2 separate regions of the Homo sapiens genome follow, and region 1 is linked to region 2. The links are chromatin contacts, found by Hi-C in ENCODE. All regions are on one chromosome and are shown on one strand. The core of a region is the stretch at or near the end of the contact, and the rest is flanking DNA. Distances in the headings are between cores, read along the strand shown. Region 1 has its middle 61 kb from the start of CGGBP1. Region 2 holds the start of HTR1F (5-hydroxytryptamine receptor 1F).

Evidence for each region. A loop is a pair of places that touch in the nucleus more often than their neighbours do. Pooled maps may share reads with other maps.
Region 1: a map of A673 shows a loop between it and region 2 (5-fold over the local background). The contact joins the enhancer-like site here to the promoter of HTR1F in region 2. A Hi-C loop is called at or near these places in 5 of 168 maps with a recorded cell type or tissue (A673, Calu3, K562 and 2 more), 10 of 37 single-sample maps with no recorded cell type and 12 of 50 pooled maps.

The regions. Positions count from the first base shown.
Region 1 is chr3:87,995,212-88,000,146 of GRCh38, forward strand. No RefSeq gene overlaps it. Among named protein-coding and RNA genes, the nearest start is that of CGGBP1, 61 kb to the right of the region's middle. Within about 2 kb of position 2,285, at least 4 of the 41 ENCODE cell types and tissues checked have a DNase peak (open chromatin) inside an H3K27ac peak, as active enhancers do; they include A673, where a contact is called at or near this core.
Region 2 is chr3:87,790,340-87,795,415 of GRCh38, forward strand. It overlaps HTR1F (5-hydroxytryptamine receptor 1F), which reads left to right and starts at 2,367. Exons shown (of 3, transcript NM_001322209.2): 1 at 2,367-2,503.

The DNA of each region.
Region 1 (4,935 bases), core at 1,035-3,534, 200 kb after region 2:
CACCTCAGTCTCCCAAGTAGCTGGAACTACAGGCATGCACCACCACCCCCGGATAATTTTTTTTATTTCTTACTTTTCGAAGAGATGACGTCTTGCTGTGTTGCCCAGGCTGCTCTCAAACTCCTGGCCTCAAGTGATCCTCCCACCTTGTCTTCCCAAAGCATTTGGATTACAGGCTTGATCCACCACACCTGGCCTCTCTTTAATATCTTTAAAGTGGTAGGGTCAGATAGGTTATGTAGAGATTAATCATCTACAATTTGTGCTTTCTTTGAAATTTATGAAGGACAGATTACAATTAACATGATATATTTCTCTGAATACATAGGATTTCAATGAGATTTTTCTCTCATTGAAAAATCCTCCAAGTTACTAATAGCTAAGCATTTTTACAGAAATATATATATATATTTGGCACCTATAACAAATGTAGCAATATAAGGATTTATGTATTTAACCGATAAGGTAGAAAAAGAAAATATAAATATCATAGAAATAGTTAAATACCAGATAAGGAGGAGTTACCTCCTGCTAGGATTTCAAACATACTGGCACTAGAAAATTAAATGAAAATTTTATTTTTGCTCCACTCCTCTAAAACTTATCAAGTGATGAAAGGCATGGAAAAAAGACCAAAGAAAAATAGAAAGTCACACTACTAAAAACTAAATTCACTCCAATACTCTACCAATAGACATACCTATGTAAAAATTATGCTTGAAAATTCACTTCTGCTTGTGAAACATGGTCTTAATTGTAGAACTGGTTTAAGTATATGGATTGTCTGGGTTAACTGAATTTTTTTGATTTTGGTTTTGTTCTGTTTTACAATAAACCCACAGGGTCAAATCTACAGCACAGTTTATCCAAGTCCTGGCAGTCGATGGGTCCATCCTTAAGTAGGGCCAATTTCCATTTTGAATCTCCAAAACCAGTTTCCTTTCCCTTTTGTAGTAATTTTGATTCCCCACCCACCCATCCCCAGCTTGCCCTAAGTGGTATGTCCCTTGTTTATATCAGTTATGTCAGTTCCAAATTTTAAAATTCCCTTAGCACAGCATAATCCCCATATTCACAGGCTCAAAGTTAAGCTTTTCCCTCTGTACCCAGAGAGTCCTGTGTCAAAACTAAATGGAGAATTAATTGGAAGCCAATTACTAGGCAATGCATTGATTTGCTGCACCAAATAGCATGAAAGTCGAGATTATCATAAGCTTATTGCTGAAATGCATTCCTCTATTTCAAGGAAGAAGCCATTTTCTCATGACTTTATACCAGACTATTTTTAACTCATAGGTCAAAGAATTAGGTTTACTGCTTTACAGTACAAAGGAAGCAAGAAAAATATTTCCTTAACATATCCTGAAGTCCTTCAAAAGTAATCCTGCTCAATTCAAAATGTGTCCATATTAATTTGTTTCAGAAAATGTGTTTCTAGACTCTAATAACTAGATAACTAAAATGATTATATTCAGACCTTTATTTTGCCAAAAATATTTCTAAAAGCAAACTAACATTTTTGTCATGAATAAAGTAAATATTTTCTTATGATATTGTGATAATTTTTCTTGTTCTTTTGAATCAATATGCTTTCTCTCATTATTTAAAATGAGGAACTTACTGTTGAGAGAAATATTTTCTAACATTATAATAAATACTGAGTTATTCATACAGAATATCTTCTCTGTACAAAATGTGGCATGCTTGAAGTCGATCTGGGAAGAGTAGAATTTTTTCAAAGAATTTACACACTCTGGTTAGGGCAGAAACTATAAACATTTTGTTTGAGTAAAAAAGATATTATTTTACCAACAGTAACAACAATAAATCTTGTCAAAGCAATCTTTCATCAAAACTTGTTTTTAGTTTCAGTTCCAATTTTTATCGCAGAGTTTCTTCCTCTGCAAGGACACTAAAATTACCTATTGATTTATGTAGACACAGAAAACCAAAGCAATGTGCATAAGAATCACCAAAGATGCTTGTTACAAAGACAAATTCCAGATTTGAAATCAGAAAAGGTTGAAGTTAAATCCTGGTTCTTCTGCTAATCATTAACTTGATGCTAAGCAAATTTCATCTAACCTGCTTTCTTCAGATTAGAGATGAAAGACTACGGAGATAGAGTGAAATAAAGCAAATGCTCTTGAAAAAATGCTAAAAGACTACAAAATAGAAATTTGCATTATTTATCATTATTTTCCATACTAAGGAGTGAGTCAGAGGGCATTTGACACGCAACCTGGTGTTCTGCATTGTGGGTTTCCTGTTGCTGAATGTGGAGAAGAGCCAGTAAGTCATCGATGGCCTTCCGCTCCTGGCTCTCCATGGTAGAACAGTAACTCCCAGTAACCCCAGCCACAGCCACAAATACCACCCTGTGGGTACTCACAGTCTTTCCCTTTGCTCTATACTTCCATCCTTATTACTAAAAGACTGGCATGCTCAAAGGTTGTTTAGCTTTCTAGAAAAATGTAATGCAATTCTTCTACCCTATTAAATTCATAACTGCAATTATTCCAGAAGTAATTTCTTCTATTGATGTATTCAGAGACCTTTTTCCATATATTCTAGATAGGGTATTATTTCAATCCTTTAAACAATAAAGGTGAAACTTTCATTTGAAATGAAAATTCTAAGTTGATGAGAACAAGACTAGAGGTGTAACTGTAGGGTCTATTAAGTATTAGAAAAAATACTACTAATTTATATGCAAAAATTAATACTTAAGAAACTACTCAATATCAATGTCTCCCTGTTGCTTATTTCACTGCATACAGACTCTTGCTGGCTTTTAGGGTCTTCATAACCAAAGTACCACTCTCTGGAAAATCTTACTTCCCACTGTCCTCCTTGGTCCCAACAAATGCTATCTTCTCCAATCTGGTCCCTCTCTCCACTGTCCTCACTATGTGCCTTCCTCATTCTTGTCTCTATTGCCCTTTAGACTTTTTGTTTTCTTCTCCCATGTGAAATGCCCTCTACCTCCTTGATGTTAAGCAACTTATCCTTCAAAGTACAGATTCAATTTCACTTCCTCCTTGAAACTGAATCCATACTGTGCTTGAAGTCAGTATCCCTCAATATTATTTCCAATAATTCCTTATTTGTTTTAAGTATCTCTAATTTCTTCATGAGTGTTTGGTTTTTATACCAACTATAAAGAGTACTGTAAGTTACTTAAAGGACATGTGATTATTTCTGTCCCTTCCACATTTATCCCAAATATTTATCTTCACTTCTATATGTAATAAAAGAAATGCAAATGTGTCAATATCAAAAAGGAAACTGAGAGGTTGCTAAAAATAAAAAAGCAGTGCTTATTTTTCAATGATTAGAGAATACCTTACTGATAATGAAATACATAAAACTCATAGGACACTAATTTTCTGGAAATGTCTATGTATAACGATAAATTTCAAAGATCTGTTTGCTAATTATACATTATTAATCATTTATACAATATATGAATATGCTTTAAATCACCTATTTTAAAGACAATATTTTGGTTATTATTTTAAAACAGATATAAATAATAAATAATCCACTTGGTCATATTAAAATTAAGCTATTGGCTTCCAGCTCACCTAATGTGAAATTACTTTTCTTCATAACTTCCTTACTGGCCCCAGCCCCCTCTGTTTCACAATTTTTGTGTGGATGAGAAGCGGGTAGCATTTTAAAGTAGAGAAATATCTCTGCAATGAAATAGGAATTGCAATATGTTCTTCAGCTCAAAAGGAACAGCTCTTACTTCCTGAGGAATTATAGAACTCACTCCATGTATTTTTAAAAGCTAGAGAAACAACTTATCAGTTTCTTATCAGTTTCACTTAACCCAAGCATCTTAAAAGATCAAATCTTAAAGATATAAAAGATTAGATCTTTTACATTTTAAAAAAAATAGATCTTAAATTTCTTAAAGACTTAAGGCCCATGCCCATTTCACCATCTTATATGATTATGGATGATTATGGTACAAGCACTATCAGGTTGACCAAACATAGAAATGCCAACCCTTTAACACTGCCCAAATTTACAGCAAGCACCTGAGAACCACACCAATCACAGGAAACACACTATATGTTGACTCTAGCAACTGAACTGGACTCCCCTTGTTCTCCAAGAAGCCTGTTTGTCATGGTTGTCCCTCTGTCCACAAACTTGTGCTGTCATTACATATACTACAAAAAAAGGGACTAAAAGGTAAATTGCAAGTTCATAGATTTATTTATTATGTTTCTATTCACTTCAGTGTTTCAGAATATGAAACTGAACTCAACAATGACTCTTTGTGTTAAGCTTTGGGGTTTTTTCCTATTTTATCATCCTATCAATCTAAAGGTTTAAATACTATCTATTCTGCTTGCCATACTTACACAAAAATAACTTCAATTATAAATGCATGCATATATTAGGAATCGACTATCCTTTTCCCTGCTCTTATTAGTATATCATATGCAAAATATTTAGAGGCTCAGGTTGAAGAATAGATTTCTTATATTTGTATTTTCTATTGAGTATTGTCTGAACGAGACTTGTGTATGTATGCTATTAAACCTGAGCCAAAATTTAAATGCATTTTCTTTCTCAAAATCTTCCCATTAATGAAAAATAATATGTAGTAGTTTTTTTATTTAAAAAAAGACAAGAAAAAACAGTCAAGTTTATTTTAACAATTTTAATACCAATTGCCCAAACTATAGAAAATGTTCAAACATGAATTTTAGTAGTCTATGAAGTATAATCTACTCAGTTTGTTGCTGTTGTTGAGGGTGGAAAAAAATAAATGTATGGTGGAATTTAATGTTGCTTAGCCCAAAAATATAGTATAATATGAAATAAACCATGTTCTTCAAATAACGAGTGTTGGCTTTAACTTAATGATTTCAAAACATCCTATAGCATCCTATTAAGAAAACTACAAAGGAAGAA
Region 2 (5,076 bases), core at 1,117-3,616:
GTCTTAAACTGAGATCGATATCACCAAATTAGTGCAATTTGTCCTTAATAAAATATTCTTTCTGCCAAAAGCTCAAAGAACAGACAATTAGTGTGTTGTCTATTAAGACATGTCCCTCATTCTGCATATCTAAGATTAAAAATAAACAAGACCTTAAAAGCACCAGTGTTTTCAGGATCTTTCTCCTAAGCATTCAGAAAGAACTGGTCTGAACTTTAATTCACTTTAAACAACTTAAAAGCAGTGAATTTAAAAACTAACTGAGATTCTGGCCTCTTTCTCACTGAGAGCAAGGCCTCTAAAATGTAGTCTATCTAAAGAAGCAGCCTACAGTGTTAATTCTATGGCATCCGCTACTCAGAGAAACCCTTGCTGAGTGCTGTGACTGTGTCCTGCCTGCCAGGTTAAGTATCTGTGCACTGAATAGCAAATGGAATACCTCTAGGGCACAATGTCCTGTTGCAGCACGCAAGGTGCATTTTCATCACTGACACCTAACCAATTTGTTTGCTGCAGTAGCAATAGCAGAAGCATCTGAAACTGTATATTCCTCTTGCATCACAGATGGGGTATTTTCCACACCTTCACTTAACATAACTACTCCCAAGATAGATCATTAAATTGTAAACTCCAGCTATGTAAGTCCAAATATGTCATCTGGAAACACCTTAAAGTTGAGGTCTTCAGCTCTCCAGATTGCAGGTTGGTTCCTATGGACAACTTGCTGTTTGCACTATCATTGCAGAAACTCTGTGTATAAAGTGGAGATATTCTTAATCTGCTTGTTGAGGAAATATAACTTTGGACTTTATCCATGGCTGTCATCTACAAGATTTGTTACAAATTACTTTCAGTTACAAGTGTAAAGTCAAGGCTGTCAATATCATATCTTCTAGAGAAATTACTGTGTCCTATTAGGAAAGTTATAAATCTGGACTTCCTCTGAAATTATTTTCACTGTACTCTGCTAAGAGTAGCCATAAACACTCTGTCATATATTTATAAGGGACAAAGACAAGAACTGTGCAAGTCATGGCATAGGAAATTGAGGCTAAAAAACTACGTGAGAGAATTAAAACATAAAATAAATGCTAATGATAATCTGACGTCATTACCCATAATTCTGCTAACATTTCTGACTACTAAGTGCCAAGCATTATGTTTAGTATTTTATATACGCTATCTCATTTAAATATATGATACCAGAAGAATATCATGGATGACTTCACCAATGGAAGGAAGGTGGGCTGGAAAGCACAGGCTTGGTCTATAAGAAAGACTCATCTAAGATCAACTTAGTGTTGGGAAATGGGAGAACAGAAAGGATCTCTCGTTAACAGTAGCTCCTTTCTGGGAATATGAATCTAAGACAGTCAGGCTTAGAGTAAAACTCAGTCTTGGGAAGGTGCATCTGTGGACTACAAAGGCGGTGCTCTGTACAAAATAAATAAATAAATAAATAAATAAATAAATAAATAAATAAATATCTGTCCCACCTTTCTCAGCATTGGAGACCTGTTTCAGTGGTGAAAAATTGCCACCTTCCAAGAAGCATACAAGCTTCTAAGGTCTTTTAAAGAAGATTTGGGGAATTCCTGGCAGGCTAACTGGACTCTTTGCAAGCTACCAAACATTAGTCGAAAACGATTTAAGGCCAGGAACGGAAAAGGTCACGTATTCTCTCCAGGTCAAAGCACTACAAACATATGCTAAGGCATCTCCTGGATAAACCACCAGGCATGCCTGAGAATAAAATTGTGAATAAATCCTGACCCTATTACCTTGCCTATCTTCCTTCTCATGCTCCAGCACCACTTCTTTTTCAGAAAATGCATTCTTCATGAAATTGTGGGTAAATTAATCCCTGGGCCCACCCAATGGCTGTTCACGATCCCACTTCCTAAGTCCTCTACCTATAATTCCCGTTTTGCTTTCTTTATCTGACCTCTCTCATTGCTAGCCACCCAGCTGGATAAAAAGAGTCACTGGGAAGAAGACGCAAAGATGAAAAAATGTGAGGCAAAAATCATTTTATTTTAAAGGTTTTCGGAAAAGTGATTCACGTCATTTTTCGGATTCCATGAACAGATAATCTCGAAGGTATCACTCAAGTTTAAGAGACTGGACTTTTTTCTCCCCCGCCCTTCTCCACGCATCAGTGAAAGAGGAGGGAGGAGACGGAGGAGAGAAGAGGCAGGGAGGCGAAAAAGTGACAGAAGCAAGAGAGAAAGGGAGAGAGGGGTGTTGAAGGAAGGAAGGGAGGAAGGCAAGAGGAGAGGGCTGCTAGGCGTGCTGGAGAGCCTGGGGCGTCCGCCCACCCGCAGGCGCCCCGGACCCGCAAGGGCGGCGCAAGACTTCCCCAGCGCGCAGTCAGCGTCGCGGCCCCGAAAGCTGGCGACAGGCGCTGCTGTCTTCCCGCCCCGTGGGGTCGCCCCTGCCCTCCCGCGCCCCGGGGCTGGGGGCGCCACCTTGCCAGCTCCGACTGCTGCAGGGAGCGCCAGGGGTGAGTGTGCGGATCAGCGCTGAGCCCGGGAGTGCGGGTCACGCCCGCAGCTGGCGCGCAGGTGGGGAAGGGGTGTGGGGACGTGGGGAGTGGGAGGCTGGACAGCGCTTGCTCTCGGCGGAAACGCTGGGAAGCCGGCGCCAAGTCCTTTCCCACACTACTTTGATCTAACAGCGCAGGAATTCAAGAATTGCCCTTTCCCTTTTCTGCCCACAACCTCTGCTCCCTGGGGGCGAAGTTCTGTGGTGCTAGGCGGAGATAGTGGTCAAGGCTGGGAGGAAGGGAGGGGTCTGACCCGGGCCCAAGGGCGAGGGGTGGCGGTCCAAGCCGGCGAGACCCCACTTAGGGCGCAGGCTCCTGGCGCTCCTACCTCGGGAAGCCGCTGGGGTGGAGAGAGACGGGGCACGGGCCAGAATCCAGCAGCGGAAGGAGGGGAGAGTCTTCGAATCCATCTCTCGGTGGGATCTTGAGAGGATTCGCGGGGGGGACGGTAAGATAAATCTGAGGAGCTGGAAGAAGCCGTAGATCGGAAATCGCTTGCAGTTTTCCAACTTTATTTCCCGCGGGTACGAACCATTAAGGTAAAAGGGTCAGAGAGAGCTTCTACCTCGCGGCTGCAGCTTGCCTAGTTGCCGCAGGTCTGACTCAAGGTAGGGTTGTTGGCGCCTTCCTGTTTGGAGGGGCAATCAAGCAAAAGAGAAAGGGGGATCCGAGAGACCGGCGGAATGAGGGTTCATCCTCAGGGGTCCTGCCCCTAAAGGGGCTGTGAGAGCTCAGGGATGAGTAGAAAAAATGCAAACGGAGATGGGCATTTGGGGAGGTTCCAATGCTGGATGTGATGTTGAGGTTATTTCAGTTTGCATGAAAGAGGTGGCCACTGATGGGGCCCTGGATGAGAGAGCCTTTCGTAAGGACAGGCACTTTGGAAGAAGCCTTAAGGAGCAGATTTTGTTTTTCCTGCATGTTAATTACTTCCCAGGCACCTTGACGATCGTAATATAGTTAAGATGATTTGTTAGGTGAATATTTAAGATGACATAAGCAGGTGGCATTAACCTCTCCCCCATATTCTGGAACAGATATATAATTATTACAATTTGATTAAATTTTAGTGGATATGCTATGCCAAAAAAAAAAAAAAGAGAGAGAGAAAACAGGAAAACAGTACAAATTTTAAAACGGGTTTCGCTCTAGTTCTATTTACATACAAGTCTTTGAAATTTGATTTGATGATCAACAGTCTAATGATGCTTAAGTTTGGTGTGCCCCATTTGTCTGTGTGTTTCTTGTGAGAGGTGGAATGAACTCTGGGCTACATTTCGCTGATAAAGTGAGGGTATCCACGCAGAAGCAAACCCGAGGAAGACTCTGCCATCGCCTCTGGGCTTGCAGTCTCTTCCTCTTCTTCCTCTCCATTTTCCCCTCCCCAAACTCATAAACAGGTCCAAGCATCACCACTTCGTGCCTTCCCTAAGGAAAGAGTCGTTCATGCTTCCCCCCACCCCATTCTAATCTTTGTTTCAAAGTGAGTCTTGAGAATGAGAGTATGTATTCACTGTTTCCAATCAAAAGGGGTTTTCTAAGCTTTGGGAGAGGTGGTTCAATAAAGGAACAAACTCAGATGTTTCTAGAACAAATTTTACACTTGCCTGCTATTAACTTAGGAGTTCCTATGAAAATAACTTATTTTACTAATTTTTAATCCAAGGAAGTTCAGTATATTTTTCCACACGTCTTTCAGTTAGTATGAATCATTTATTCACGCTTCATCCAAGTGGGCTTATTACAGAGCTAATGAGCTTAAGTTATATTAAGGGATTGTTCCTTGTCAACAGCATACAAATAACTTATTTGTTGGAATGAGGACTTTAAAGAATAATGCACTTTCTGCCATCTTGCCGCATTAGCCAAATTTTATTATATAAATGGGTGGGATTGAGCAACAGCACATTTGTAAAGTCAACTTGTTCACTTTTTAAAAATGAATATATTAACTAGTTATATTGTTTTTATTGTTCTTATAAAGACTACTATAAAGCTGTTAATTAAAATTATACACATACTTTTCTTAGAAGATATTTTATTTTTATTTAAAGTTGGGCGCATATTTTTCCCAAAGACTTTCAAAATTATGACTGACTTTTTTTTTTTTTTTTTTTTTTTTTTTTGAGATGGAGTCTCTGTCTCCACGCTGGAGTGCAGTTGCACAATCTCGGCTCACTGCAACCTCTGACTCCCTGGTTCAAGCGATTCTCCTGCCTCAGCCTCCTGAGTAGCTGGGATTGCAGGCGCATGCCACCACACCCAGCTAATTTGTATTTTTAGTAGAAACAAGGTTTCACCATGTTGGCCAGGATGGTCTCGATCTCCTGACCTCGTGATCTGCCCGCTTTGGCCTTTCAAAGTGTTGGGATTACAGGCGTGAGCCACAGCGCCCGGCCAACTTACTTCTTAATCAGAAATAAAAGGAGTGATAGTTTAAATTTTCTTATCTAGCAAATGTGGTCTTTTTTGAATTTGATTAACTTTTACTGAAATCATTTTAAAGATGTTTGAAGGGCACTCTCTAGTAC